Linked DNA regions of Homo sapiens: region 1 is linked to region 2. The links are chromatin loops, found by intact Hi-C in ENCODE. Cell type or tissue: Calu3. All regions are shown on one strand. Each heading gives the region's core, and the rest is flanking DNA. Links, peaks and the distances in the headings are about the cores only.

Region 1 (15,809 bases), core at 3,788-8,787, 65 kb before region 2:
AATGTATGAAAGCTTATCAGGTCTCTTCATCTATATCATTTTACCTAGACCTCAAAAACAGGACTGTGTGGATGTGTGTTGGGGGGCTCACTGTTCTACGCATGCAACAGAAAAACATTTCAAGTGGAGTAGTGACCTGCCCAAATTCACTTACAGCCAGTAAATGACAGAGCTGGATTCTAACTAATCTCTTTGTGGTGGACCAAATACCCAGCCCCCACCACCCAGATGTCATCTCCTAATCCCCAAAACCTGTGAATATGGTACCTTGGCAAAGTCCCATGGCAAAAGGGACTGTGCAGATGTGATTAAGTTAAGGCTCCTGAGATGGGGAGATTATCCTGGATTATCTGGGTGGACCCAATATGATCACAAGAGCCTTTAAAAGAGGGGGCCAGGGAGGAAAGAGTCAAAGGAGGAAGCAGGGACTGGAGATATGGCTGATGGCCTTGAAGATGGAGGGAGGGGGTCAGGAGCCAAGGAATATGCAGCCTCAAGAAGCAGGAAAAGGCAAGAAAACAGTCCTTCCTTGCAGCCTCCAGAAGGAGCACCACCCTGTCCACACCTTCCGTGCTGCCCAGTGAAACCTATTTTGGACTTCTGACCTGCAGAAATGCAAGATAATAAACGTGTGTTGTGTGAAGTCACGAAGTTTGTGGCCACTCGTCACAGCAGCAGTAGGAAGTGAACCACCCCTCATCCCAGGGCCTGGCCCTTCCCCATCACGTCACCGCCTCCTCAGCCTGTGACCTGGGTGCCCTCAACTCTGATGTCCTAAAACACTCTCCTGACATCTGTTGCTCTGGAGCCATCTGGGTTCATGCTGTTTCCTCCAAAATCCCCCCTTCAATGACTGCCCACAGTACCGCCTGTTTCTCCCTTCCCTTCAGAGCAGAGATGTGCTGTCCCACAGGGAACTCTGGTTCTACTGATATCAAAGGGATTATTACAGTTCACAAATGGCTATTCAGAAATGTAGTTAACTCCTGCAGTCCCAGCTACTCAGGAGGCTGAGGTGGGAGGACTGCTTGAGCCCAGTAGTTCGAGGCCAGCCTGGGCAACATAGAAAGATCCCATTCTCTTAAAAATAAAAAGAAATGTGGGAGGCTGAGGCAGGAGAATCGCTTGAACCCGGGAGGTGGAGGCTGCAGTGAGCCAAGATTGCGCCATTGCACTCCAGCCTGGGTGACAGAGGGAGACTCCATCTCAAAAAACAAACAAACAAACAAACAAAAACAAATGTAGTTAACTACGTACATTGTTTAACTGAATTTTGTGCCTTCATCAAGGCAAAAAATGATGGCTCAAAATGAAATGGGACATGACTGGGATGAGCCAATGGAAAAGACTGAATATGCCCAACGTTCGTCCTCATCTGAGGCTTGCCAAAATCAAATAAAATAGAAACAAATCTCTGAAATTCAAATGTTTTATTTGAGAAGAAAAAAACTGCTGCAATTGGGAGCATACCTGTAGATCAGGTAGTCTTCAGTATGTCCAAAGAACAAAGAGAAGCTTAGATGTTTTATAAAAAAGAGAAATGTTACTATTGCTCTTTGAGAAAGTTCATCGGCACAAGAAAGGTTTTGGGAAACTGGCAATCTCTGATAGGTGAGTGAGAGTGGTGGGCAAAGCTAGTCTTAGAGCTGCAGCACGTCGTCACAGTAGACATCAGATAAAACAGGTTTCAGGTTATAGCAGGCAGTTTCAGCAGCCAGGTTTGCAGAGAATTCCATTTCTGGAGCAATGCCTTGAGTGCCTTTCCCCTAGTTTCTCGGCTCTGTTTTGGTTGGGTATGACGAGGATAACTCAATGTGTATGATCAACTTTTGCAGACTGCTAATCATGAACGCTTCTGATGGGTTAGGTTTTTCCTTGTTTTCAAAGCAAACATTTTCCACCTTCAAATTGATTTGTGGCTGCTGAATAAACTCACTGCAAGATAAACGTCTCACAGGAGTCAGTCAGGGACATGAGTTTCTTCTCTGCTTAAGATTCTTCACTCATCAACACTGCCCACATTTAGAGAACATTCACTCTGCGCCTGGTACTGAACCAGTTGTTGGAGTTGTAGAAGGATGTGGGCTACACAGCGCAGCGGGAAAAGCAAACAATCACGTTACGTTCTGTGCTGCTGCTCTATTATGCCCCAGAAGGCTCTTACATAACATATAAAACATCATAGGATAATATGGCAGAATTATGTTAGGAGGAAAAAACATCACAGACCAATAAATATTTGTTGAATAAATAGACAAGACAGACCTTTATGCCACGGCACCTCATGTTAACAAGATGGCCAAGAAAGATTTAGTACCTTAGGTAAAGCAACAGCAAGACTGGATATGTTCCATGTTTTCACAGAAATGCCACACAACACACTGATTTTGAAACCTGTGGCAATCAGTTCAACAGGATTTTTTTTTGTTTGTTTTCAATGGCATGACTCAAGGGTACTTGGGGACTCAAATGTATTCTAATTCTTCAAAGTACAAGAAAATGTTTATCCCTCATTCAGTATCTATCAGGTACTAGTTGCCTGACATGCATTTCATTATCTCTTTTAAGTTTCACAGTAATGCTAAGAGGTGGGTATTATACCTATTTTACAGATACGGATGCTGGAAGTTAAGAAAATGTCCCCAGGTCACATAGGAAGTAGTCAAGACATGATGCACACTTAGGCCTATCACAGTCCAGAGACCAATTGAAGTTGGTATAAAGCATTTTATTAGCAAATTAGAAGAATTATTTTAATTATAAATGAACTTTTTAACATATACCTTAATATAACAGAGAACACTAAGGAAGTAAGATAAATTTCTCCATAAACCCGCATTTGCACACATTTGATGGAAAGACTCCTAGATATAGTTGTGAGGATGACTCATGCTGACTGTGTCTGGCAAGACATTGTAACGAAGTAGTCTCAGTGATTAGGAAGCTGGGTTAGTTAGCTGCCCACCCCAGGTTTCCTGCTACCCTGTGTTTCACTGGTGGGCGCTTCTCATGCAGTGAAAATGTAGGATACAAGGCCTGAAGAGAAGAGTCTTTCCCTGATGACACTCCTGCTTTAATTGGTTTTTCTACAGCAGAAAATAATTTTACAGCAAAATTATAAAGGCTGATAATTCCAAGTGCTGGTGAAGATGTAGGGTAACCAGAACTTACACTCATGGCTGGGGACAGTGGAAAATGGTACAGTTACTCGAGAAAACCATTTGGTAGTTGATTAGATTTTACATATATGTGTGTGTGTTTGTGTGTGTCTACTCCTATAACCAGCTCCCAAGGGAACCCAAGAGAAAGGAAGGCACACCACAACAAGACAGGTACAAGAACGTTCAAAGCTTCTGCACAGCAAAGGAAACAATCTACAGAGTGAAAAGAATAAGACAAAATATTTGTAAACTACTCATCTGATGGGGGGATTAATACCCAGAATATACAAAGAACTGAAATATCTCAACGGCCAAAAAAAAAAAAAAAAAATCCGATTAAAAAAATCGCCAAACGATCTGAACAGACATTTCTCAAAAGAAAACATACAAATAGCCAACGAACATATAAAAAAAAAATTCAACATCCCTAATCATCAGGGAAACGCAAATCGAAACCACAATGAGGTATCATATTCCCCAGTTGGGCTGGCTACTATCAAAAAGACAAAAAATAACAAATGCTGGAGAGGATGCAGAGAAAAGCGAACTCTTCTACACTGTTGTAACTAGTGAATGTGAACTAGTGCAGCCACTATGGAGAACAGCATGGAGGTTCCTTCAAAAAACTACAAATAAAACTACCACATGATCCAGCAATCCCACTACTGGGAATCGGTTCAAAGGAAAGGAAATTATTGTATCAGGGAGACAATGCAGACCCCCATGTTTACCGAGCACCGTTCACAATAGCCAAGAGAAGGAATCAACCTAGGGGTCCGACAACAGAGGAACAGATAAAGAAAATGTGGTGTGCACATACCATGGAGTACTATTCAGCCATAAAAAAGTGTGAGATCCTGTCATTTGCAGCAACATGGATGGAACTGAGAATATTGTGTTAAGTGAAATAAGCTGGGAATAGAAAGTAAAACACTGCATGATCTCACTCACACATGGAAGCTAAAAAAGTTAATCTCATAGAAGTAAAAAGTAGAACAGATGATACCAGAGGCTGAGAATAGCAGGGGAAAGGGAGGAAAATGGAGAGATTTCTTAAAGGGTACAAAATTACAGCTAGATAGGAGGAATAAGCTCTAGTGTTCAGAAAGATGACTACAGTTAATAATAATATTAATTACAGATAGCTAGGAGGAGGAGAGTCAATGTTCTCAACACAAAGAAATGATCAGCGTTTGAGATGATGGGTATGCTAATCCCCCTGTTCTGTTCATCATACATTGCATGTATCAAAACATCTCTACGTACCCCATGAATATGTAAGATCGGTCAATTTTAAAATTAAATAAAAAATTAAAAAATAAGGTTCAAAGCAGCTCCACTCACAATGGTCCTATACTGGAAACAACACACCCACCAACAGAAGAATGAACAAACAAAATGTAGTACACAAAAAAGACCAAGCTATGATACATGTGTCAACATGGATGATTCAAAACCACTACACTGAGCCGGAAGAGCCAGACCCAAAAGACCACGTACTGTCTTACCATCCACGTGAAGTTCAAGAACAGGTAAGACCAACATGTGGTGATGCCAGTACAGTGACCAAGGCAGGTGGAGGCACTGATTGGAAGGGATATGAGGGAGCCCTCTGGCCAACAACGGCAACGTTACGGGCCTACACACCAGCAGAAACCCACAGGGCTTATATCCAAAACCCATGCACTCCACTGTATGCAATCTGCACATTGATTTAAAACAAAAAAAATGCCTGAATGAAGGCTGTAGAGTCAGATACACTCTGGTTTGAACTGCAGCTCTGTCACGTTACTCTGTCACTCATCTGTCAGCCTTATAATGAGGCACATGCTGTTCTGGTCACTTGTGATACATCAGTAAACAAAGCAGACAAAATGTCTTGTCCTTGAGTTCACACTCTAGTGAAAGGACACAGTCAATAAGCAATAAACATAATAATTAGGTAAATTATGTAGTAGGTCAGATTGTGTGAAAATAGAGCTAGGTATTGCGAGCAAGAGGCAGAGGAGAGCGGGGAGGGCTGAAATTCTGAGTTAGGTGGCCAGGGTGGGCCTCCTTGAGAAGTTCTAGGTTGAGGGGAAGAAGTACATAGGCCTTAAGCTGGCTGCATGCTTGGTCTGCCTGTGAAACAGCAAGGCCAGGGAGCCTATGTGGGGCTGCTTCACATGCAGGCCTCTGTAAACCATACGCAAGATGTGGCTTTTTTTTTTTTTAAGAGACAGGGTCTTGCTCTGTCACCCAGACTGGAATGCAATGGCATGATCAAAGCTCACTGCAATCTTGAACTTCTGGGACTCAAGCAATCTTCCCATCTCAACCTCCTAAGTAGCTGAGACTACAGGTGCATTCTACCGCACCCAGCTAATTAGAAAAAAAAAATTTTTTTTGCAGCGATGGGGTCTCATTACACTGCCCAGGCTGGTCTGTAACTCCTGGGCTCAAGCGATCCTCCTGCCTCGGCCTCCCAAAGTGCTGAAATCACAGGTGTGAGCCACTGCTGCCAGCTGATTTTTTCATTTTTACGTGAGAAAGAAAGAAACCTCTTCTTTGTGGTTTTTCTGTTGTGTATGCAGGTGAACCTATCTTTAAGTAATGTTCACCAGGAACAGATTCCCAAGGTGTTAGGACTTTAGTTACAACCCCCAAACATTAATACTTTCAAAAAGAACCAGTTGGCCAAATTATTCCCAAAGTCCATTTTAAAGGGCAGTGCCCTATCAGGAAACCCTGGGTCTCATCCTTATGAAGGAAGAGAAGATATCTCAAAAGCTGAAATAACAAAGTTCTCTCCAAGATCCCTAGGAGAGCCAAATCTCTACTTTCTGCTCTCTAGCTACCTCTCTGCTACAGTGCGCTGGAAGTCAGGTTCCATGGTCCGGCATGGGGATATGGCAGCTGGCTGAAGACTCCTCTGTCACTCCCCTCCCGTCCTTTTCATCTGGGGATCAGGCAGAAGAACACCTCTAGCCGAGTCCCTACTTAAAGGGATTTCAAACACAATGGACAGCTGGGGTTCTCCAGCCAGTCCACCTTTGGAAGGTCAGTGAAAAGATGGATGAGACAAACAGGGCTCAATGTGCTGGAACTCTAAGAAGTTGAGTCTGCCTTCAAAGTAAAACAGAGTATTACAAAGATGATTAGAGTCCAAAGGACTTTTAAAGGAGGATCCCACGTTACTCAGCTGAGAAATAATCTTCCTCTCTACATAGGCATTCTGAAAATATATTAGTAACAGGTCATTTATTTTCAACTTTTAAAACTCCATTTGGAAGTCCTAGACCATCATTAATAAAACAATAACAAAACAACGAATCTTGGTCCCTTGATCTGCTCTCACCGCTTACTTTTCATATTTTTATGAGTTCAGTGTTTTAGCCTGTCTTTGACTCTCTTTGGGATCAATTTCCTTCCAATAAGAGCAGTCCAATAAAAGCAGCGAGGCAATAGCTATTATAATTAGGCCGAGAGTTCCTGGCCTGTCCCCTCATTCCCTGCACCTCAAGCCATTTCTCTTCCACTTCATAGGCATGCAAGCCCTCGTGAGCCCTTGCAGAGAACATTCCCATTGCCACCAGCAGGAAGGACAGAGTACCGCTGATAGAGTGTTCCCAGAAAGACCTCCATCAGCCTTTTACTGTACATATTCTCTGTACTTAGCTCTGTGCTAGGAGCTGAAAAAGAAAAAAATGGGCATAATCTCTGCTTTTGAGCAATTCATAACCTAGTTGAAAGGACAGGATTTAAGTATATCAAACAATTAACCAACAAACGTGACAGTGCATAATTAAGTTCTGAATTACACAAAAGGAGATCACTGAGTAACTGGGCTAAGGCTTCAGTGAGGACATATTTGAGCACAAGCAAATTCTCTCAAGAAATTATTTAGCTCTCATTAGACTAAGTCTGAAAGAATAAGGCTGTCTACTTGATAACTGGGTACAGAAAAGAACAAAATATAGTGACAAGAATCTTTTGAAACCTTCTAAATAATTCTAGTTTATACGTGACTGTAGGATAAAGGAGAAACAGCCTTGAATAATTTCTACAAATGATCCTCAACTTGCATTTAACAGCTGTTTCTAACCTACTCTCATGCAAACTTGAGAGGCTCACTAAGAGAGAAATGGTCATATTCCATTCCCCTCTCATCTCTTTTTTTTTTTTTTTTTTTTTTTTTTGAGACAGGGTCTCACTCTGTCACCCAGACTGGAGTGCAGTGGTGCGATCTCGGCTCACCGCAGCCTCCGCCTCTCAGGCTCAAGCGATTCTCCTGCCTCAGCCTCCCAAGTAGCTGGGATTACAGGTGCATGCCACTACCACCCGGCTAATACCCTTCTAATAAGATATCAATAAACAGCAAAGTGGTCAAATTTTGCACAGAAAAAGGGGAAGAAAGGAGAAACAAAGATCTGGATGAAATAAAAACCTGACTAGTTAGACCCCAAATCAAAATGATGGTCGTGAGGTAGGAGGCAGAACTCTGGACCAGATTGAAGACTGGCTGTAACAGAAGAGGCAACACCACCACTCCCTAAGACACACCCACTGGTGTATGTTAGTTTACCATTGCCATGGCAACACCCAGATGTCACTACTCCTTTCCATGGCAACAACCTGCAGGTTACCACCCCTTTTCTAGAAAATTCTGAATAATCTGCCTCTTAATTTGCATGTAATTAAGAGTGGGTATAAATACGACTGCAGAACTGCCACTGAGTGCTGCTCTTGAGGCTGCCTACCAGGTCTATCCCTGCTCTGCAGAGCAGTCACGGTGCTGTAACACTGCCACCTCAATAAAGCTGGTTTCTTCTACCACTGGCTCACTCTTGAATTCTTTCCTGAGCAAAGCAAAGAACCTTCCTGGGCTAAGCCCCAATTCTGGGGCTTGCCTGTCCTACACTGGTCCCTTTGTGACCAGAGCAGATAAATGCAAGGAACAGAAGACAAGTGACCTGGATTACTCCTTTGTCCTACCAAGAAATGGCTGTGTCATATGAGCAAGGCATTTTCCTCTCTGTGTGAGTTCTTTAATCAGAAGATGGGAAGAATAAGCCCTGCCTCTTCCCTTAACAGCATTTATTCACATAAAGAGTAAACCAAGAGAAAAAAATTGTGAAAAAGGTTTTCCTTTGTGAGAGTAAAAACATTTCTAAAATTGTTTCTATTTTACAGGCACCTGTGGAAGTCTCAACAAGCTTCAATAACACCAACAAGTAAATTTCTGAGCACTATATTCTTACTGCTGAAGAAGTTACCCAAATATATGTAGATACTGAACCTATTATTTCATATGAAATAGCATAATTTTGATTGTGAAACAATGAACTAAGGCATTATTTATTTATTTATCTATTTATTTTTGAGACAGGGTCTCACTCTGTCACCCAGGCTGGAGTGCAGTGGGATGATCTCAGCTCACTGCGGCCTCCATCTCCTGGGCTCATGTGATTCTCCCACCTCAGCCTCCCAAGTAGCTGGGACCACAGGTGCACACCACCACACCCAGATAATTTTTGTATTTTTAGTAGAGACGAGGTTTCACCATGTTGCCCAGGCTGGTCTCAAACTCCAGTTCAAGCGATCTGCCCGCCTCAACCTCCTGAAGTGTTGGGATCACAGGTGTGAGCAACCACACCCAGCTTAAGGCATTATTTTTAAACCAGTAACCTTAAAGCAGATTTTTCAAAAGCAAAGCAACTAGACCAGGTATGGTGCCCCATGCCTATAATCCCAGAACTTTGGAGGGCTGAGGCAGGAGCATTGCTTGAGCTCAGGAGTTCAAGACCAGCCTGAGCACATAAGTGAGGCCTTGTTTCTACAAAAAATAAAAACATTAAAAAATACTAGCCCAGGGTGGTGGCACACGCGCCCATGTGCCTACATGCCTATAGTTCCAGCTACTCAGGAGGCTAAGGTGAGAGGCTCACATGAACCTGGGAGATGAGACTGCAGTGAGCTATGATCACGCAACTGTACTCCAGCCTGGGTGACAGCAAGACCATGTCTCAAGAAAAAAAAAAAGCAAAGCAACTAAATTTTCTTCCCGAAAATGTTTGAATGGGGCAATTTCATCCTGAAATCACTCAGATGGGAGAATATCAGCGAATGAGAAAAAACTTAAGCCTAAACAATAAACAGAACTAAGGAACATCCTTAGGGATATTTTACTCCATAGCCATAAGATGTGGCTTTCTATGAAGTAGAGGGACATAAGATTCTAAGAAAATTTTCAGTTACTCAGGGTATGTTTATCTTTGGGTTATGAATGCCAATTACTTGCACAGACCAACACAATGTATGACATTTTCTATCTCTCTCTGCAATCTCCTTGATGATAATTTTCTGGATTGGGAAACAGGCCTCAGAGGTAGGGTGTGGACTTTTGCTTATTAAAACCAGATACAAAAAGTCTCAGGTCCAAAGTAGCTCCTCTAGTATTGCAGAAGAGACTTAAATGTAAGCTTTCTCATCTATAAAATAGAATTGCTGTGTGAACTAGCAAATGTGAAAAGTTCCTAGCATAGACTCTGGCATACAGAAGTGCTCAAAAAGGTGAACTGCCTTCCTTAAACTTTGCTAAAGAGAACCTTACACGTCATCAGCATTTGACGAATCCTAGTCACTTAAATTCCAGTTCTTCATTCATGACAACCCATTAGTACATGTGTCTCAGTGACTGAGGTAAAGCAGGTATGTGGGAGGAACAAAAACAAACAGAAACTGTCCAGGGTGTGTGGGGAAAAAAAGAACAAACAAAAAACCATCCAGGTTCCAGCCAAAACTAATTTGGGCAAGAACTAATCAAACAAAAATATATTATATCTAAGGGAGACTCCTAAGACAAGAAATATTAGAAACTTAATACATTATCACATTAATAAGCTCAAAAGAACAAATAAGCATAATTATTTTATTAGATGCTAAAAAAGGCACTTAATAAAATTCAACATACACTACTAATTTTAAAAGAGCAATAGGGCCGGGTGGGGTGGCTTACGTCTATAACCCCAGCACTTTGGGAAGCTGAGGTGGGTGGATCACCTGAGGTCAGGAGTTCAAGACCAGCCTGGCCAACATGGTGAAATCCCGTCTCTACTGAAAATAAAAAAAATTAGCTGGGTGTGGTGGTGGACACCTGTAATCCCAGCTACTCAGGAGACTGAGGCAGAAGAATCGTTTGAACCCTGGGAGGTGGAGGTTGCAGTGAGCTGAGATCCCGACACTGCACTCCAGCCTGGGAGACAGAGTGAGACTCTATCTCAAAAAAAATAAAAAATAAAAAATTAAAATTAAAATAAAAAAAAAAGCAACAGAAAAAATACTTCCTTAACATAATTTAAAAAATATATACCTTCCATAAATATATACAGCTACATATTTGTGTATAATTAGCATCAGGATTAACAATGAGAGACCAGAACATTCCTTCTGCAGACAAGAACAATATAAGGAAGGGCTTATCTGTGTTACTTACATAAAACTCTGGAAAGCTGGCTGAAGTAATTAGAAATAAAAGGGATAATGGTTGAAAGGGCTGAGCATGGTGGCTCACACCTGCAATCCCAGCACTTTGGGAGGCCAAGGAGGGTGGATCACTTGAGCCCAGGGGTTTGAGACCAGCCTGGGCAACATGGTGAAACCACATTTCTACAAAAAATTAAAAAATCTGTTAAGTATGGTGGCTCATGCCTGTAGTCCCAGCTACTAGGGAGGCTGAGGTAGGAGGATCACTTGAGCCCAGGAGGTCAAGGCTGCAGTGGGCTATGATCATACCACTGCAATCCAGCCTGGTTGAGAGAGCAACATCCTATCTCAAAATTAAGTAAGTAAAAAAATAAGGCTGGGTGCGGTGGCGCACGCCTGTAATTCCAGCACTTTGGGAGGCTGAGGTAGGCGGATCATGAGGTCAGGAGATCGAGACCATTTTGGCCAACATGGTGAAACCCTGTCTCTACTAAAAATACAAAAATTAGCTAGGCGTGGTGGTGCGTGCCTGTAATCCCAGCTACTCAGGAAGCTGAGGCAGGAGAATTGCTTGAATCAGGGAGTGGGAGGTTGCAGTGAGCTGAGATCACGCCACTGCACTCCAGCCTGGCAACAGAGTGAGACTCCGTTTCACACACACACACAAAAAAAAAAGCTGAAAGAAAGAGACAATACAATCCTTATTTGTAAATGTATGACTGTGTATTATTGGATCTCAAGAGAATCAACCAAAAAAGCTGGTGGCAGCATTAATATCTTGTTTTTTGTTTTTTTGAGACAAAGTTTCTCACTGTTGCCCAGGCTGGAGTGCAGTGGAGCATTTGTGCTCAGCCAAGATAATATCAAATTAAAATATAAAAAATCTGCTGGGCACAGTGGCTCATGCCTGTAATCCCAGCACTTTGGGAGGCTGAGGCAGGCGGATCACCTGAGATCAGGAGTTTGAGACCAGCTTGGCCAACATGGTGAAACCCCATCTCTACTAAAATACAAAAATTAGCCAGATGTGGTGGTGAATCCTAGCTGTTCAGGAGGCTAAGGCATGAGAATCACTTGAACCTGGCAGGCGGAGGTTGCAGTGAGCTGAGATCATGCCACTGCACTCCAGCCTGGGCAAAAGAGGGAGACTCTGTCTCAAAATAAATACATAAAAATAAACAAACAAACAATGAGAGCAAAAGGAACAGGCTGAACAGAATTCAGAGGGCCACAATTAACTGTTAAAGGGCACTTAAAGAAAAAGTACCTATGGTTCAAGTTAATTTCAAGCCCCTTTATACAACTGAAGTAAAGATTAAACAAAGTCAATTAGAACCCAGAGTACTGGAGCTGAAAGTACTATTTCCAGTTTACTGATGGAAACTGAGGTCCAAAGAGATAACAGAAACCTTTTAAGTCAAGATACATTTCCTCTGATTAGAATGGGTATATATGTTAATACTGAATGTTATACTGACCCAAACATTACACAAGTTTCCCCCTGCAAAAGTGCCAGTTAATAGCTCCCAAAGAAATCTAGGAAACCTCTAGGCCTGGCACAGTGGCTCACGTCTGTAATCCCAGCTTTGGAAGCCTGGGGCGGGCCGATCACCCGAGGTCTAAACAATATTCTTAATCTTAAACATTTTCCTTAATGTTTAAATTACTGCTTAAATAAAACTGGGAACAGTCCATTTGACCCTCGAATGTGTACTTTAAAAAGAAACATTTTAAATTACTTTACAAGGTAGAATGAAACTTGAGTTATGGCTGAAAAATACTGGATAGGTACTTAACAGAAAAGGAGAGCAAGTGGTCAATAAAATATAAAAAGATGGTTAAGTTCATTAGTAACAAAGAAAATGCAAATCAAACCACAGGGAGACAGTATTTCATTTTTACCAGACTGGCAAAAATTATAAATCTGACAACATCAAGTGCTGTGATAAGAGTGACTAAAACAATTAAACACTGCTGGTGGGTGGCAGGGGACAACTTAATACATTCATTCACTTTGGAGGGGTCTGGCCTTACCAGCAAAGGGGGAGAATGGACACACCCTGGGGCAGTGGTTCTTTAAGTGTGATAGTGTGATCTGGGACCTGTGGGAGTTCCTGAAACCCTTTCAGAAGATGTGCAAGGTCAAAGCTATTTTCAAAATAATTATATATTTTATTTCCTATTTCAACCTCATTCTCTCTCAAGTATAGTGAGGTTTCTGACTATTGTTGATACTGTAACAGATTGAATGCAGAAAGAGATGTGAGAACTTAGCTATTTTCTATTAAGCCACACAGTAAAGAGATCTGAAAAAAATATAAAATAATGCCACACTTCTGTTTTTTTGTTTTAAAACAGTTTTTTCATAAAAACATCCATTTTTATTTTAATTTTATTATTTTAAATTGTTATTCTAAATGAGTTACTAAGTAAACATTTAAAACATTTCTATTTCAATTTTAATACAGTAAATACTGATAGATATAATCCACCATAAAACAGGAACAAGAATTTTTTAGCACTGCTCTTTGGAAAAAGCAAAAAATCAAAAAACTGCTTAATACTGTGAATGTCTATCACACACGCATGCACATGTAGTAATACAATGGAATACTACATAGCAGTGAAAAGGAAAGAATTACTGCTATACACAGAAATAAGAAAATAGAACACATCCAGTACGGTTCCATGTACATGAAGCTCAAAACATGCAACACTAACAATATACTGTTCAAGAAGGCAACACTCAAGGGAATGATAACAACAGAATTTAGGATAGCAGTTACTTCTGAGAAGAAGGGAAAGGAATGAGAAAAAAGGTCATACAAGGAACTCCTGATAATTAAATTAATTTTCTTAAATTGGGTGGTAGGTTATTGGGTGTTTGTTGTAATGTGATTCTTTACATGATATATATACTAAATATTCCTATATATCTACTCAATACTTAGTAAAACACTTGATATTTAATATAACTAGATATCATATTGGTTCAACTCTCTGGAAAAGATGAAGCAGATCTAAATATTAAAAATGGAACCTAGACACCTGGATGCATTAATTCACTACATTTTTCTTAAGCATCCATTATGGACTATTGTGCTAATTGTTGAATACAAATACTATTATGCTACAAATACAAATGTGCTAAATGTTGATACAAAATACGCAAAGTTCCCACTCTTAAAATGCTTACTGCAGCCTGGACAGCAATGTGAGACCCCGTGTCTACAAAAAAAAATTAAAAATTAGCTGGGCATGGTGGTGTGAGAGCTGTGGGCCCAGCTACTTGCAGGGCTGAGATGGGAGGATTGCTTGAACCCAGGAGGTCAAGGCTACAGTGAGCTATGATCGCACCATTACAGTTGGGCCTGGATGACAGAGCAAGACCAGTCTCAAAAACAAAACAAAACAAAAAAAACCTTACAGGAAGAGAAGGTGGACTTTTAATAGAAGGATAGAGTAGGTGCAGCAAATCAGCACACCTGCCAAGAACAACTGAAAAGTCTAGCTGAAATACAGAAATTATCTATTTTGGCCGGGTGCAGTGGCTCACACCTGTAATCCCAGCACTATGGGAGGCCAAGACGGGTAGATCACCTGAGGTCAGGAGTTCGAGACCAGCTTGACCGACATGGAGAAACCCCGTCTCTACTAAAAATACAAAATTAGCCAGGCATGGTGGCGCATGGTGTAATCCCAGCTGCTTGGGAGGCTGAGGCAGGAGAATCGCTTGAACCCGGGAGGTGGTGGATGCACCACTTTCAATTTGGGGAGAGGAGGCTGCTGTTTAGTAATATGCTCTCACAAAAATTAACACAAATTTCTCCTCTCAGAACATTTCTGAAAGTATTTTTAAACCTGGAGATCCTTTCCCCTTTCTAAGAAATCTTCCTTTTCCTTTTTGCTATCCTTGCATTGCCCAAAACAGACTTGAAAAAGAACTACCAGTAGCCCTGGGATAGACAGCCACTGTTGAAAAAGACAAATGAAGGAACAGGGATGGAGCTAAGTAAATCAAGAACGATCCCTGACCTCAGAGCATCCTCAGTCTAGTGAGAATGGCATGCAAACAACAGCCTAACTTATAAGTGCTTTACCTGAGACATATGCAAGTTACTATGGAATGCAAAGGAGTGTCTGACGTCTTTCCTGGGGAGTAAGAGGAGGCTTCACAGAAAATAAGGATGAGTCGGAGCTCACCTGGCAGGGAGGGGGAAGATCATTCCAGTCAGAGAGAACATCATGTTCAAAGCCACAGAACTGGTTCTTTAAGAAAGCAGGTAAGTAGGTGGAAATTAAGAGTGTATATGGACCGGGCATGATGGTTCACGCATGTAATCCCAGCATTTTGGGAGGCGGAGGCAGGCGGATCACTTGCTATCAGGAGTCTGAGACCAGCCTGACCAACGTGATGAAACCCCATCTTTATAAAAAATACAAAAATTAGCCAGGCGTGGTAGCACATGCCTGTAAACCCAGCTATTCGGGAGGCTGAGGCAGGAGAATCCTTTGAACTCAGGAGGCAGACGTTGCAGTGAGCCGAGATCACGCCACTGCACTCCAGCTTGGGCAACAAGAGTGAAACTCCATCTCAAAAAAAAAAAAAAATCTGGATCTTATGCTGGGACATAGAAATTAAAGGATTTTAGACAGGGGAGTAACATTAAAATGCAGATATACTCTCTTTAACTAAAATGCATGTTCTCACATAAGTGAGCGCTAAATACTGAGCACAAATGTACATAAATATGGGAACAACAGACATTGCAGACTACCAGAGATGGAGCTAGGTGGGGTGGTTTGTTTAAAACACTACCTATTGGGTACTATGATAACTACCTGGGTGACGGGATTTGTACTACAAAACTCTGCATCACACAATGTTCCCATGCAACAAATCTGCACATGTATCCACTATATCTAAAAGAAAAGTTGAAATTTTTAAAAATGAAGGAAATAATGTCTATATTTTTGGAAAGTCCACTTTGGTCAAAGTGTGTGGAGTAGATTGGAACTGGTGAGTATAAAGACAAGAAGAGTTAGGAAGTTACTGTAACTGTCCAGGTGAGAAATGATGAATTCCTGAACCTGGAATGTGGTCACTGAGATCAAAAGGAAAAAAATTCAATCTGAGAAACATTTAGAAAGCGGAATCAACCCTGTGATATTTCAACCTACAGG
Region 2 (15,809 bases), core at 6,280-11,279:
CGTCTTTTGTCAAGATATCTCACTCACATTTTTTTTTTTTTTTGAGATGGAGTCCGGCTCTGTTGCCCAGGATGGAGTACAGTGGCACGATCTCGGCTCACTGCAACCTCCGCCTCACGGGTTCAAGTGATTCTCCTGCCTCAGCCTCTTAAGTAGCTGAGATTACAGGCGCATGTCACTACGCCTGGCTAATTTTTGTAATTTTAGTACAGACAGGGTTTCCCCATGTTGGCCAGGCTGGTCTCGAACTCCTAACCTCAGGTGATCCACCCTCCTCAGCCTCCCAAAGTGCTGGGATTACAGGCATGAGCCACTGTGCCCAGCCCTCACTCACTTGTTAAATTTTAAAATTTAATTCTAAAATTTTCAAACATATACACAGTAGAACAGTAGAATGAGCCTAGTTTGCCCAACACCCAGCTTCAACGATGTTTAATGCATAACCAGTCCTGTGTCAGTGATTCTCCCACCTACTCCCTTGCCTGGGCTATTCTGAAGCAAATCACAGACAGCATTTCTTTTCATATGTAAATATTTCAATATGTATGTCTCTTTAAAGGATATTCTTTTAAAATGTATCCACAATTTTCACACTTAACTAACAAATTTTTTAAATTTAATTATTTGTTGTCAATATTCAATATAAGATAAATTTCCTCTTGTCTTTTTTGGTTTGTTTTATAAAATAAACTTCTTAATACCATTAATACCATCAAATAATCAGTCAGTGTCCACATTTCCCAGATTGCCTCACATTTTCTTCATTTTGTCTGAATCAATCATATATGACTATTGGTTCATTCATCTCTTCAATCTCTTTTTATCTATAGAGGCTTTTTTCTCACCTTTTCCCCTTATGATTTATTTGTTGAAAAAACTGTTCTGTTTATCCTATAATGCAGTTTGGAATTTGCTGATTCTATCCCCAAAAAGCCATTTACAATGTTTCTCCATCCCTCGTATTTCCTATAAATACACAGTAAGATCTAGGCGTTTTATCAAACTCGGGGTCTACTTTAGCAGCAAGGCTGCTTCACAGGTGGTGGTGTGCACACATACCAGGACATACATACAATGTCCCATATGCCTTTTTCTGTCTCACTTTTTGAAAAATACCATCTTTTCCCTCAAGTAACTAAAAACAAAAGCATTTATTGTAGAGTATTAGGACGATTTAATCTAGAAAAGTGTCACAGGACATCAACTCCCATTTAACAGACTGATTCTGGCCTACAGTGTTCCTACAAAGAGACAAGCAGTCCTTGAGCCGCTGTCTGAAATACACACAGTTCTGCCCACCACACTATGTCTGTCGCTTATTTTAAGTTACACACTGAACGTACCCTGATGCACTTGTCTTTGTGTGCATGTCTTGCTCCCCAGTTACACAGAGAAGAAGCCTTCTTACACCTCTTCAACATCTCCCATGAGCACCCTGCACACAGACAGCACGTATGAGTGAGGAGGACCAGGCGGTTCTCTGCTAAGGGGAGGCTCTTGATGCAGTCGGGCCCACTGGTTCTTCTCCACTTTCCTCCAGAGTCAGGATCCTTTCCACTTCCCCAACCGGAAAACAGAGGCACAGAGAAGAAACAGGAACGGTGAAGCAGGGGAAGGTTGCACTAAGAACTCAAAATTCACCGGGGGTTCAGAAAACCTGTTGACGTAAATGTGTTTCTACTTGAATGCCTCCTCCTTCCCTTCGGGGAGACATGTGAGTCTCAACACTGAGTCTTTGAGAGAAGGGACTACAGACATTGTGTAGACAGGAACCAGAGGGCCTTCCCGTTCTCCTTGTCAGGACAAGTCCCTGCTTGACAGCTAAATAATTACTAAGAGAACAAGAATCAGTTAGAGAGAACCCATGATGAGCTTGGGATGGGAAAGAAAAGAAAGTCGTTTACATCCTAACCTCACTGCAGGCCTGCAAAGACGTGGCATGCAGGGAAGTTGGAGTCATAGGCAGAAAAGGCCTCCCCTTCTTCCTGCTTTGATGAAAAGCTCCTCCACCCGCAGCAGTGTTGCACTAATAGCGACGAGGCCCTTGCTGCCAGTCACCTCCCACTCTTCTCTCTGCTTGGCTGGCTCTTTACTGCCTCCAGAAATAAAAGCTAGAATATGATACTTATTATGCTAATAATCACTCCCTAGTAAACATAAGTTCCAGAAGCACAAGCCTCTGCTTACAAACAGCATAACTGCCAATGCAAAAGGACATCACTTCTCCCTCATCCCCACCCCCACCTAGGACAAGTGCAGATTAAATTAACAATTCTCAAAATTCCCAATGGTGTCAAAAGCATTTAAAGTTGCTGGGTCAAAGATTCACTTTTGCAGCAGACAACCACAAAGGATTTCAGTGTTACATACAGTGGAAATGATTGCAAGAAATTCTAAATAGGGACAGACCAGTAATTTAAATTCATTTTCTAATGGCTAACACTTATTTTTTGTTTGTTTCCCAGTTCAATAGCTGATTCTAAGTCAGGTTCCAATTAAGGAAAACAAGACCCAGTTTTCTGGTTCCACTGGGATTTACTTGTTCAGGGATTACCTGTCTGCCAGTTGTGAACCTGTTGTGACTAACACAAGCGTGTTTCAGAACAAGGAAACACCCTGATTACTGGAAGTCAAGGGCAAAGTAAAGCCCAAAACAAGGAACTCTCACTTTCCGTCTGGTGTGTTCCCCAGCAGGCCACTGCCTCTGTCTCTAACCAGAGATTACTGTATACAACTATGAAACCACTGGTGATAGAAATCAGAAAATAGAGCATGAGAAGCAAAATCCCACTAGTAATGTCGAACACTAACACATAAAGTGGACTACTGAAGCAAATACCTAAAAGCTAAGTATTAGAGTTGCCCACATTTTTTTTTTTTTTTTTTTGAGGCAGAGTCTTGCTCTGTCACCCAGGCTAGAGTGCAATGGTACAATCTCGGCTCACTGTAACCTCTGCTCCCTGGACTCAAGCAATTCTCCTGCCTCAGCCTCCCGAGTAGCTGGGATTACAGGCATGCGCCGCCATGCATGACTAATTTTTGTATTTTTAGTAGAGACGAGGTTTCACCATGTTGGCCAGGCTGGTCTTGAACTCCCGACCTCAAGTAATCTGCCTGCCTCGGCCTCCCAAAGTGCTGGGATTACAGGCATGAGCCACCATGCCCGGCCTGCCCAGATATTTTAAACAGGACTGATTTTCTTCAATTACTTGAATACCTGAATTATCCCAGTTTTCTATTTTATTTTATCTACACAGGCATAGTTAGACACTGGTTAGAGTAAGACTAGAGGCAAAAGACACCCCTGGTTACTCTACTTGAATCTGTGAGTAATGTGTATTTTCATACACTTTGAATTATTTAACATGACTTAGCTCTCTGACCCTGGAAAATCACTCTGAATCCAGAACATCTTCAAAATAGAGGATGGAATAAAATTGCTTCTAAGATCCTTTTGACTTACTTGGTTTATATCTTCTTTACTATGGGATCAAATCCCATTAAACAGCAAGTCAGTGGCTCAAAATATTTCAAATACTAGAACTTCATTGTAGCAAATGATGCTAAAAGTAGAAATTTAATTGCAATAAGATTTGGTCTACGCATTAATTGATGTGGTACTTTAATTTTTTATTTCCGTAGGTTTTTGAGATTTTGGTGCACCCAACACCCAAGCAGTATACACTGTACCCAATTTGCAGTATTTTATCCCTCACCTGCCTCCTGCCCTTTCACCCGAGTCCCCAAAGTCCATTGTATCATTCTTATGCCTCTGCATCCTCATAGCTTAGCCCCTAGATGCTGTATTTTTAAAAAGAATTTATTGTTCACCAATGTTCATAGCAGCATTATTCACAATGGACAAAAGGTGGAAGCCACCCAAATGTTCATCAATAAAGAGACAGACATGGAAAGAAACAGTTCCTCCTCCTCAATGGGATGTTCTGGTGTCTCCCTGTGGCACCTGGAACTGCGACAGGCCACCTGAGACCATGGGGAGCCAGCGGGCAAGCCTGTACTGAGGATGACAAAGCAGGAGGGCAAAATGAACTTGGCTCCTTGATGCCTTTGCCAGGCTGCTCAGTTAACCAGCACTGGACTCACCCTTGCCCCAGACTTTTGTTTTCTGAAATGATAAACATCTGTGTGTTTAAGTCATTGAGCTGGCTTTTCTGTTTCTTGAAGGTGAAAGCATTCTAACTGATGACACACACTGACCTAAGATGTCTGACACACCATGAGACTTATGCAGTAATGAAAGGCAGAGTTTGATCTCCATAATTAACAAACTCACTGAAAGGCAAAATACACCGTTCTTGTCATTAAAATGCAAGAAAGGCTTCAGAGCAGGTAAAGAACAAGGTTAAAGTGCAGTAAGCAGATCCATACATTTAGCCATTCAATACATAAACGTGGACCCAGAAGTTATCCTGAATGAACCAATTATGCCCCACTTCAGAAATATTAGAAGATGATGACTTAAAATACTGTCTTTATGATCACAACAACCCTAACTATATAACTCTAGGTTATATTATTCCCATTTTATAGATGAAGACACTGAAGCAGAGAAGAAGCTGAGTAACTTGCCCAAAGCCATTATGTCCACAGTTTTCTCTGCCTGGAACTCTTCCTTCTCTTCACTTAGCTAATTCCCACACATCCTTCAGGTTTCAACTTAAGCAATCACTCCTTAGGAAAAAGGCTTCTTTTATGTGTTCAGACAAGGTCCAGAGCTCCTATTATGCTCCACTGCACTCCTGTTCTATGGCAGCATTTTGCACACTTGAGATTAAATATTTGTCTTCCCACTAGAATGCCCATGGCCTGAAACAGTTCCGTCTTTTTTACAACTAGACGGTATTGCCAAAGCTGCGCAGAATGCCTGCCCTTGACAGTCTCACAGTCTGATAGCGAGACAGCAAGTAAACAGTTCCTTGGAGATATTGTGGCTTTAGTTCCAGACCACTGCAATAACGCAAGTGACATGAAATTATTTATTTCCCGGTGCATATAAAAGTTATGTTTACACTATACAGTAGTCTATCAACTGTGCAATAGCATTGTCTTAAAAAAAAAAAAAGTATATACTTTAATTTAAAAATGGGCTGGGTGCGGTGGCTCACGCCTGTAATCCCAGCACTTTGGGAGGCTGAGGTGGGTGGATCACGAGGTCAGGAGATCGAGATCATCCTGGCTAACACGGTGAAACCCCACCTCTACTAAAAACAACAAAAATTAGCCGGGCGCGGTGGCAGGTGCCTATAGTCCCAGCTACTTGGGAGGCTGAGGCAGGAGAATGGCATGAACCCGGTAGGTGGAGCTTGCAGTGAGCCGAGATCACGCCACAGCACTCTAGCCTGGGCGACAGAGCGAAACTCTGTCCCAAAAAAATAAATAAATAAATAAAATAAAAAAATAAAAATGGCTTATTGAGCCAGGCGTGGTGGCTCACGCCTATAATCCCAGCATTTTGGGAGGCCGAGGCAGGTGGATCACCTTAGGTCAGGAGTTCAAGACTAGCCTGGCCAACATGGCAAAACCCTGTCTCTACTAAAAATACAAAAATTAGCTGGACATGGTGGCACGTGCCTATAATCCTAGCTACTTGGGAGGCTGAGACAGGAGAATTGCTTGAACCCAGAAGGCGGAGGTTGCAGTGAGCCAAGACCATGCTACTGCACTCTAGCCCGGGCAACCAAGCAAGACTCCGTCTCATTAAAAAAAAAAAAAAAAAGCTAACAATTTTCTGAGCCCTCTGCAAGTTGCAATCTTTCTCCTGGTGGAGGGTCTTGCCTCAATGTTGATGGCTGCTGACTGATCAGGATGGTGACTGCTAAAGGTTGGGGTATCTGTGACAATTTCTTAAAATAAGACAATGAAGTTTGTCACACTGACTCTTCCTTTCATTAAAGATTTCTCTAAAGTATGCAATACATTTGATAGCATGCTACCCACAGCAGAATTTCTCGCAAAATTGGATTCAGTTCTCTCAAACCTTACTGCTGCTTTATCACTAAGTTTATGTAATACATAGTTATTGTTATAAATTATTGTAATACATTATCATTTCAACAGTGTTCACAGCATCTTTACCAGGAGTAGGTCCCATCTCAAGAAACCACTTTCTCTGCTCATCCACAAGAAACATCTGTTCAAATTTTATCTCGAGATTACAGCAATTCAGTCATATCCTCAGACCCCACTTCTAATTCTAGTTCTCTTGCCATTTCCCCCACTTTTGCAGTTATTTCCTCCACTGAAGTCGTGAGCACCTTGAAATCATCCATGAGTCGAAATCGACTTCTTTCAAACTCCTGTTGATGTTGATACTTTGACCTCCTCCCATGAACCACAAATGTTCTTAATGGCATCTAAAATGGTGAATCCCTTCCAGAAGGTTTTAAATTTACTTTGCCCAGATCCATGAAAGGAATCACTACCTATGGCAGCTATAACCTTACAAAATGTTTCTTAACTAATAACACTTGAAAACTGAAAATATTCCTTTATCCATGGGCTGCTGCATGGATGTTGTGGTTAACAGGCATGAAAACAACATTAATTTCTTTGTACATCTCCATCTGAATTTTGGGTGACCAGGTGCACTGTCAATGAGCAGTAATATTTTGAAAAGAATCTTTTCTTCTGAGCAGGTCTCAACAGTGGGCTTAAATATTCAGTAAACCATGCTCTAAATAGATATGCTGTCATCCAGGCTTTTTTGTTCCATTTATAGAGCACAGGCAGAGTAGATTGAGCATAATTTTTAAGGGCTCTAGAATTTTCAGAATAGTCAATGAGCATTGGCTTCAACTTAAAGTCACCAGCTGCATTCACCCCTAACAAGAGAGTCAGCCTGTCCTCTGAAATGTTGAAGCCAGACACTAACTTCTCCTCTCTAGCTATGAAAGTCCTAGATGGCATCTTCTTCCAACAGAACACTCTTTCATCTCCACTGAAAATCTGTTGTTTAGTGTAGCCACCTTCATTTCATCATCTAGCCACCTTAGCTATATCTTCTGGATTACTTGCTACAGCTTCTGCATCAGCACTTGCTGCTTCACCCTGCATTTTTATGTTGCTTTTTTACTTAAAACTCATGAACCAACCTCTGCTAGCTTCAAACTTTTCTCCTGCAGCTTCCTCACCTCTCTGAGCCTTCATAAAATTGAAGAGAGTCAGGATCTTGCACTGAATCAAGCTTAGGCTTAAGGGAATGTTGTGGCTGGTTTGATCTTCTGTCCAGATCACTGAAACTTTCTCCACATCAGCAATAAGGTTGTTTTGCTTTCTTAGCATTCCGGAGTTCACTGGAGTAGCACTTTTAATTTCCTTCAGGAACTTTTCTTTTACATTCACAACTTAGTTAACTGCTGCAAGACGCCTGGTTTTTAGCCTGTCTTGGCTTTCAATATGCCTGGTTTTTAGCCTGTCTTGGCTTTCAATATTCCTTCCTTACTAAGCTTAATCATTCCTAGCTTTTGATTTAAAGTGAGAGACACGTAACTCTTCCTTTCACTTGAACATTTAAAAGCCATTGTAGGGTTATTAATTGACCTAATTTCAATACTGTATCTCATGAAATAGGGAGGCCTGAGGAGAGGAAGAGAGATGGGGGAATGGCCAGTCAGTGGGGCAGTCAGAGCACATGCCAACATTATCAATTACGTCTAACGTCTCGCACGGATGCGGTTCATGGCACCCCAAAACAATCACGACAGCAGCATCAAAGACCACTGATCACCGTAACCAACACAATAATAAAAAAATTTTAAATACTGCAAGAATTACCAAAATGTGACACAGAGATACAAAGTAAGCACATGCTATTAGAAAAACAGTGCCGACAGACTTACTCAACGTAGGGTTGCCACAAATCTTCAATCTGTAAAAAATGCAGCATCTGTGAAGCACAAGAAAGTGAAGCACAATAAAAGGAGGAGGTAGGGCCCGCACACAGTGGGAAGCAGAGAGAGGCGTGCACAGGCCCTGTGGAAGCACAGGGCTGGGGCAAGGGGGACTTCATGAAGACGTCCCTTGAACTGGGCTCTGAAGGATAAGTAAGTTAGGAGAACAGGGAAGTGAGGAGTTCTAGCAGACAGAGGATAGGTATGTGTCCAGAGAGTAGGAGGCCATGAAACTTTAGAGTGGCACTACTTAGGTACCATGCTAAGCATTTCACATGGGTAATTTCATTTAATCTTCACAGCAAGTATTATTATCATTCCCAGGAGGAAATGGAAGGCCAAGATCATACACAGCTAGTAAGTAAATGGCAAAGCCAGGCTTTGAACCACAGCTATATTATATGGCTCCAAAGCGTATGCCCTTAACCACAATCTAATACATGTCTAGCTTCCTATGCATTGATATGATCTCATATAATTGCATGTAATTCAAATAATGTTGATTCTAGTAGAAAAGCTGGCTTTTAAAGGAACGTCATATCTCTTTCATTAAGCAAATCCTAAATCCAGCTATTTCACAAATTGAGTTTGATTAAAATGAAGTATATAATTAGTATTCAGGCTGGGTCCAGTGGCTCACGCCTGTAACCCTAGCACTTTGGGAGGCCAAGACAGGTGGATCACTTGAGGTCAGGAGTTCAAGAACAGCCTGGCCAATAATGGTGAAACCCCATCTCTACTAAAAATACAAAAATTAGCCGAGAGTGGTGGCACACAGGGGGCAGAGGTTGCAGTGAGCCGAGATCGTGCCACTGCACTCCAGCCTGGGCAACAGAGCGAGACTCTGTCTCAAAAAAAAAAAAAAAAAGAGTTCACAGACATAATTTTCACAGTTATAGTAGATTAAATACCTATTAGTGCCAAGAGTTTTAAGAATATGATCTCAGTCCATTCTCATGAGGTCATTCTTACAGCCACATTTTCAGATGAGCTAACAAAGGCACACAGCATTTAGATAAGCTGCTCAAGGTCTCCTGGGCAGAAAGGGACAGAACCAGGATTCACACTGAGGTCACTCCTTCCACCATGCAGCAATGTCTCTACTGAGCTGAACGGTGCCTAGAGATGATCTAGTGTAATCCCCAAACAATCCTACCATTTAGAGACCTGCAGGGAGGTTAAAGGACAGTTCTGACGTCCTTCAGCTAACAGCACACCAGGAGTGGATCCCGCATTTCCTGTTCTCCAGGCAAGCATGTTCTATAATCATTCTGACTCACACCAGATACCCTATTTTTGAGAGATATTAAAATATTCCCATAACTAAATTCAAAACAGACAAAACAAGAATGAGGCAAATGCCTGTGCCTGTGCACTGAGATCCGCCTGAATTATCCTTTGGTGGGAGATAGGAAAAGAGATGTCTCAAATATATCCTGTGTACTACTTGCAATCAGCTAACAGAAGACAACAGGATTTCATGCATTCCTTTTGACTACCATCATTTTTTCAACCTCCTGCCTTTCAGTAGGGCAGTTAAAGCATTAAACAGGAGCCAGCAAGCTTTCTCTGTAAAGGGCTTAACATTTCTGGCCTAGCAGGCCATAAGGTCTCTGATGCAACTGTTCAATTCTACCGTTGTAGGGAGAAAGCAGCCACAGACCATATACAAACGAATGAGCATGGCTGTGTTCCAGTGAGGTTTACAGACAGAAATTTGAATTTCATATAATTTTCACATGTCACAAAATATTACTACTCTTTTGATGTTTTTCAGCTATAGTACTTAGAAAGGTATGTCTTATGGGCTACACAAAAACAGGTCGTGGGCCACAGAGTCTGGTGATCCTGCATTAAACCAAAGAAGTATTAACGCTACCGGTCAGAAGAGAGCAGAGGACAAGCAGGGAGTAGGGGGCCTCTCCCTTGTCCATCTGGTGCCACTGGTTCAGGAAGCCTTCTTGGGCCACCCCCACTCCCACTCAGCTCAGGCATCCCACTTCTGTGTTTTCCCTGACACTTGTGCCTACCTTTATCTTAGCACTTACTATAACATGTTGTGGTTGATTATTCAATTGTCTATATCTCCCCAGTCACAAGGGCAAGCAATGTTTTTTAGTTTCTGTATTCCTAGCTGACACAGATGCTCAAAAAAATATTTGGGAAGGGAGAGAAGGAAATAACGAGAAAATAAGCTCAGAATATCTTTTTTTCTTTTTCTTTCTTTTTTTTTTTTTTTTTTTTTTTGTAGACATGGGGTTTCGCCATGTTGCCTAAGCCCAGGCTGGTCTTAAACTCCTGAGCTCAGGTGATTGGTCCACTTCAGCCTCCCAAAGTGCTGGGATTACAGGCGTGAGCTACCACGCCTGGCCTAGAAAATATCCTTTTTATTTATTTATATTTTAGAGACAAGATCTCACTCTGTCACTCAGGCTGGAGTACAGTGGCACAATCATGGCTCACTGCAGCCTTGACTTCCCAGGCTCAAGTGATCCTCCCACCTCAGCCTCCCAAGGAGCTGGGACTACCAGTGCACACAACCACATCTGGCTGATATTTTCATTTTTTGCAGAGACAAGGTCTCCTTATGTTGCCTAGGGTGGTCTTGAGCTCCTGGGCTCAAGCAATCCTACTGCCTCAGCCTCCCAAAGTGCCCGGATTATAGGCATGAGCCACAGCGCCCGGCCCCTGGCTGGAAATTCTTATCTTTATACAGACACTAGGTAGCAGCTCAAGGTCTTGATAGTGGCTCAATGGCATACACATAACAGGTTAAATCAGTGGTTCACCTGTGTGTAGCATCTGTTAACCATCTATGCTGTTTATGTTCCATAAATATGCACCAACCCCTTAGTCTATTCTCTTTACTTATACCTACCTCAAAGCCAGGCATCTGATTACTTGTTTAGACTAACGTAGATGAATAATCCAAACATACGTTTAAAATGACCCCCACATGTGCCAAAAAGGCTTCAGGGTACCCTGGGGTTCTACAGAACACAAATGGAAAAAACATCCTACAAACACTAGTCTCAAAAGTGAATGACAGCTTCAAATAATTTAAAGCCACAATTACCAGATATAATAGGGAGATATGTGGAAAGTCTACCGCATCATTATCACATAAAGCATCAAAGAGGAAACAAACATCTTTTTTTTTTCTTTTTTTTTGAGATGGCATTTCACTCTTGTTGCCCAGGCTGGAGTGCAATGGCGCAATCTCGGCTCACTGCAACCTCACCTCCTGGGTTCAAGCAATTCTCCTGCCTCAGCCTCCCAAGTAGCTGGAATTACAGGCATGCGCCACTATGCCCAGCTAATTTTGTATTTTTAGTAGAGATGGGGTTTCTCCATGTTGGTCAGGCTGGTCGCGAACTCCCGACCTCAGGTGATCCGCCTGCCTCGGCCTCCCAAAGTGCTGGGATTACAGGCATGGGCCACCACGCCCGGCCATAACAAACATCTTTTAATCACATGTTGAGGGCTGGTCTTGTAACTCTAATGAGGGGTCCTTAACCTTTTCTTTTTCTTTCTTTTCTCTCTTTTTTTTTTTTTTGAGATGGAGTTTTCCTCTTATTGCCCAGTCTAGAGTGCAGTGGTGCGATCTCGGCTCACTGCAACCTCTCCTCCTGGGTTCAAGCGATTCTCTTGACTCAGCCTCCTGAGTAGCTGGGATTACAGGTGCCCGCCACCATGCCCAGCTAATGTTTGTATTTTTAGGAGAGACACGATTTCACCATGTTGGCTAGGCTGGCTTCAAACTCCTGACCTCAAGTGATCTATCCACCTAGGCCTCCCAAAGTGCTGGGATTACAGGTGTGAACCACTGCGCCCAGCCTCCTTAACCCTTTCAATGCCAGGGTCCCTTTGGCAGTCTGGAGAAGTCAGAGGACCCCTTCTCAGAGCAATGCTTTAATGCATAATACACATCGTTTTTAAAAGGAAACAATTTATAATAATAAAGCCACAGTACTACTCCTGACACTTCCTGTCTTCTTCCCCTGCTTAGTTTTTTCTACCCAGCATTTGTCCCTACTGAATTCACTATATACTGCCCTTTATTTGTGTTATCTTATTTAGTATATGTCTCCCCAACTAGAATCTGAGTTGTTTTTTTTTTTGTTTTTGAGATGGAGTCTCACTTGGTCACCCAGGCTGGAGTGCAGTTGCACGATCTTAGCTCACTGCAAACTCCACCTCCCAGGCTCAAGTGATCCTCTCACCCCAGTCTTATGAGTAGCTGGGACCACAGACACACACCACCACGCCTGGCTAATATCTTGTATTTTTGGTAGAGATGTGATTTCAACATGTTGCCCAGGCTGGTCTTGAACTCCTGAGCTCAAGTAATCCACCTGCCTCAGCCAAAGTGCTGGGATTACAGGCGTGAGCCACTGTGCCCAGCTAGAATCTAAGTTCTATGAAGGCAGAGATGTTCATCTATTTTGTTCACCACTCTATTTCCAAAAAGCTAGAAAACTGCCTGGTATAGAATAGTTGCTCGTAAGCATTTGTGGGATTATTAAATGAACTTTATGTCTCATAAGAGCTGTTTTCTAGCATTAATCAAAGGCAGTTCTTCTAGGTTCTCACAACCTTAGGAAAGATAATATGTAATACTTCGTATTTACAAACAGCTTTTGGTGAGCACTGGAACCCTTTTGTAGACAGTCTCATTCAACCACAGTAGACCTAATATCTAACGACTGAGGGCAAAGAAGGGATGTGAGATGAGCAGTCAAATGCTTTCAGGCCAGAGAACAAAATAGATGACCCAGGCCCCTGCTTATTCGCTCTGCCCTTTGCCCCTGGAGCTTTAGCTGCTTTGCTTAGAGGACAGTCTCTCCCTCACTGAAGATACCTAATTGCACATTAGCAATAGGAAGGTTTCACTGGACCCAACCAGACTCATTCATAACAAATAGCGACACATTCCTTTGCAACAAGGTTCTAGGATTTCCAACTTCTTGCCAAGGCAATTCTTAAATAGAGGAAATGGCTTTCTTTTCAAATTCATCTTAATCACAATAAGTTAAAAGGTTAACAAGAATTTAAAACCCTCAGATATGACAGCTGCCTATATTATTTGTCTAAGAGGAAGAAAGCTTAAAGTCAAGATAACTGAAACCGCCAGAGAACAAAATAATCTCTAACAACTGCAACGCCTTCGTGCTTTAAGCGTACTTGTAACAAATTGAAAAGGAAAACCAGAAACCAAAAAAAGAAGGGGAGGAGGGAAGGTGAGGTTAATACCGAGGTCAGCTAATACGAAAGAAAAACAGGGTCTCAGGCTGTCTCATAACTAAACATGCAGGCAAAACCTAACAGGAAGGCAATTTTGGTCCTTCTTGGGTAGCTAAGACAAATGTCAGCCTGCTCTGCAGTCCCACTATTTGCTGAAAAGCAGGGCTGAAGAAATATACTTACCTCATGTGGGGTTTTGAAAGATTCAAATCCATCTACCTGAAATATAACTAATTCTGCTTAAACATCAGAATTTTCCATATTTGTGCATCTCCATATACAGGGCAAGGAGATGGAAAGACAGGTTTCTTGCTTGTTTTAAATATTTTGAGTGCTAATAAACCAGCAACTGCTGGTCACCAGTAGAGGCTGGTAGAAAGTTCCACAGAAATTAGTGTATTAGCAGGATTTCAAACTGAAAAAGGGAGAGAGAAAAAACATTTTTCACAAATGCTTGGCTCCAGCTCCATGGGAAAACATTAATTTAAAGCACTCATTATAACCAACTGCTGATCATGTTACAACCAAAGGTCACTGTTCTAGTTTTTTTTTTTTTTTTTTTTTGAGATAGGGTCTCGCTCTATTACCTGGGCTGGAGTGCAGTGGCACAATCACAGCTCACTGCAGCCTTGACCTCCCAGGCTCAAGCAATCCTCCCACCGCAGCCTCCCAAGTAGCTGGGACCACAGCCATGAGCCAGCATGCCCGGCTAATTTTTGTATTTTTTTTTTGTAGAGATGGGGTCTCCCTATGTTACCCAGGCTGGTCTCTGACTCCTGGGTGCAAATGATCCTCCCACCTCAGCCTACTAAAGTGCTGGGATTACAAGTGTGAGCCACCACACCTGGCTTATGGTTCTAGTTCTAATCCTTAGAGATGTATGCTTCTTTTGAATGAGGTATACAAACTGTAAGAAAATTATGTAACCACTTATAGTGCTTTTGGTTTATAATCATACCTAAAAAGAAAGCCCTGAAGACACAATGCTAATGAAGTCCGCAGTCACAGAGAACTTACATTCAACTTTTTCTTCTGAAACAAAGTTTTCAGTGTAGTTCTAACATTACAGTATCAGTGAGGCACTTCCCACCCTAATAAGCTTTTTTAAAAGCTAGAATAATTATATAACTAAATAAGAAATGAAAGACCCTAAAAACACAAATTATTTGCATTTTCTAAATTCATTTTTTGACTATTAGAGTGAAAATTAGAAATAAATGTCCATTTAGTAGGATTAGTTAAATAAACTGTGTTTTCTCTATTCTATGGCATACTAAGCAGCCATTAAAAAGTATGAGATAGGCCTGTAAGTACAAAAACAGAAAAATCCCCAAGGTACTTTTTTTTTTTTTTTTGAGGCGGAGTCTTGCTCTGTCGCCCAGGCTGGAGTGCAGTGGTGGGATCTCAGCTCACTGCAACCTCTGCCTCCTGGGTTCATGCCATTTCCCTGCCTCAGCCTCCCGAGTAGCTGTGACTATAGGCGTCCGCCACTACTCCCGGCTAATTTTTTGTATTTTTAGTAGAGACGGGGTTTCACCGTGTTAGCCAGGATGGTCTCGATCTCTTGACCTTGTGATCCGCCCGCCTCGGCCTCCCAAAGTGCTGGGATTACAGGCGTGAGACACCGCACCCAGCCCCCAAGATACGTTTTTATGTGAAAAAAAAACAAGCTGAACAACTCATAGTGATTCTGCTTACGTAAACAATGTCTATGTATCTGTACACATGTCCTATGTCAATGCTTAGGAAAAGATCTGGAAGAATGTCTGCCGAACTCTTAATCGTATTTTTGTCTGGGGAGGTGGAGAGATGCAAAAGAGCTTCAGTGGCACTTTCACATCATACCCTATGTGTTTGCTTGAGTACTTTATGAGGCTGTGGTCATATATCACTTGCAAAATAATGTATTAATAAAGGAAGAAAGGACTGGGTGATTCTGTGAACTAAAGGGAGGAAAAATAAAAGATGAAAATTAGACTTGATACTAAATAAAGTATATTAATGTCAGAGCAAGAGTTTGATCACGAGACAGTCAACTATTCATCAAATCTCTATACAGCTTTCAGTTCAGCTGCTGTATTAACAGGAACAGGAGGAATCCTAAACATAAAGACTACAACTTCTGAAGAGGAAGTCTGATCAAAGTATACAAGTCATCATACCGAAAGGAACTGAGAGTTTAAAATATACTCTTATGTCTTCTTGTCAAACTACATGTGCTGCAAACATTTTTTTTCCTTGCTTGTTACGTTGTAAAAGTATCTGTTTGGAGATACTTAGTCTTTGAGGTGGAGACCCAACTAGCCTTGATGGTAAGTAAGTTCCAATAGCATATCTGAAGATAACCAATAACCCTGCAATTAGAAAGATGTTTTGCCAACTAGAGATTGAGGACAAGAGACCCAAAGGATGTTGGAACTGATTCAGAAACAGGAATGTAAGTACGTCTGGGATGAGTCAGCAGGTAGCTAGGAGAACTGGAAATTAAAAGAAAAGTCATCTGCCCAAGAAGTGGGTAGGTAAACAAAAGAAATCCAAAGTACATTTAAATGTCAGACACCAGTTCAACTTTGAGAAATAGTTTATATACAATAAAGTGGACTGATTTAATTGTACATTTTGATAAGTTCTGACAAATTTATACCTGTGTAATCA

The links. Peaks named below come from ENCODE experiments on the same cell type or tissue, not always from the same donor. Only the 100,000 strongest peaks of a DNase experiment are listed, where the experiment ranks them.
Region 1: a loop joins it to region 2, with 1.9 times the contacts of the local background. A loop is called at or near these places in 3 of 110 quality-filtered maps.

The regions. Positions count from the first base shown.
Region 1 is chr11:66,175,843-66,191,651 of GRCh38, reverse strand. All of the region lies in intron 1 of PACS1 (phosphofurin acidic cluster sorting protein 1), which reads right to left. It overlaps LOC105369354 (a long non-coding RNA gene), which reads right to left and starts at 7,327. Exons shown (of 2, transcript XR_950219.2): 1 at 5,999-7,327; 2 at 1,416-2,085. In Calu3, for the core only: no CTCF peak of the experiment used is centred there; no DNase peak of the experiment used is centred there.
Region 2 is chr11:66,113,118-66,128,926 of GRCh38, reverse strand. All of the region lies in intron 1 of PACS1 (phosphofurin acidic cluster sorting protein 1), which reads right to left. Among named protein-coding and RNA genes, the nearest start is that of PACS1, 51 kb to the right of the region's middle. RefSeq lists a silencer at 1,416-1,475 and enhancers at 926-1,585, 1,835-2,129, 2,076-2,135, 15,508-15,597. In Calu3, for the core only: no CTCF peak of the experiment used is centred there; a DNase peak (open chromatin) is centred at 9,136.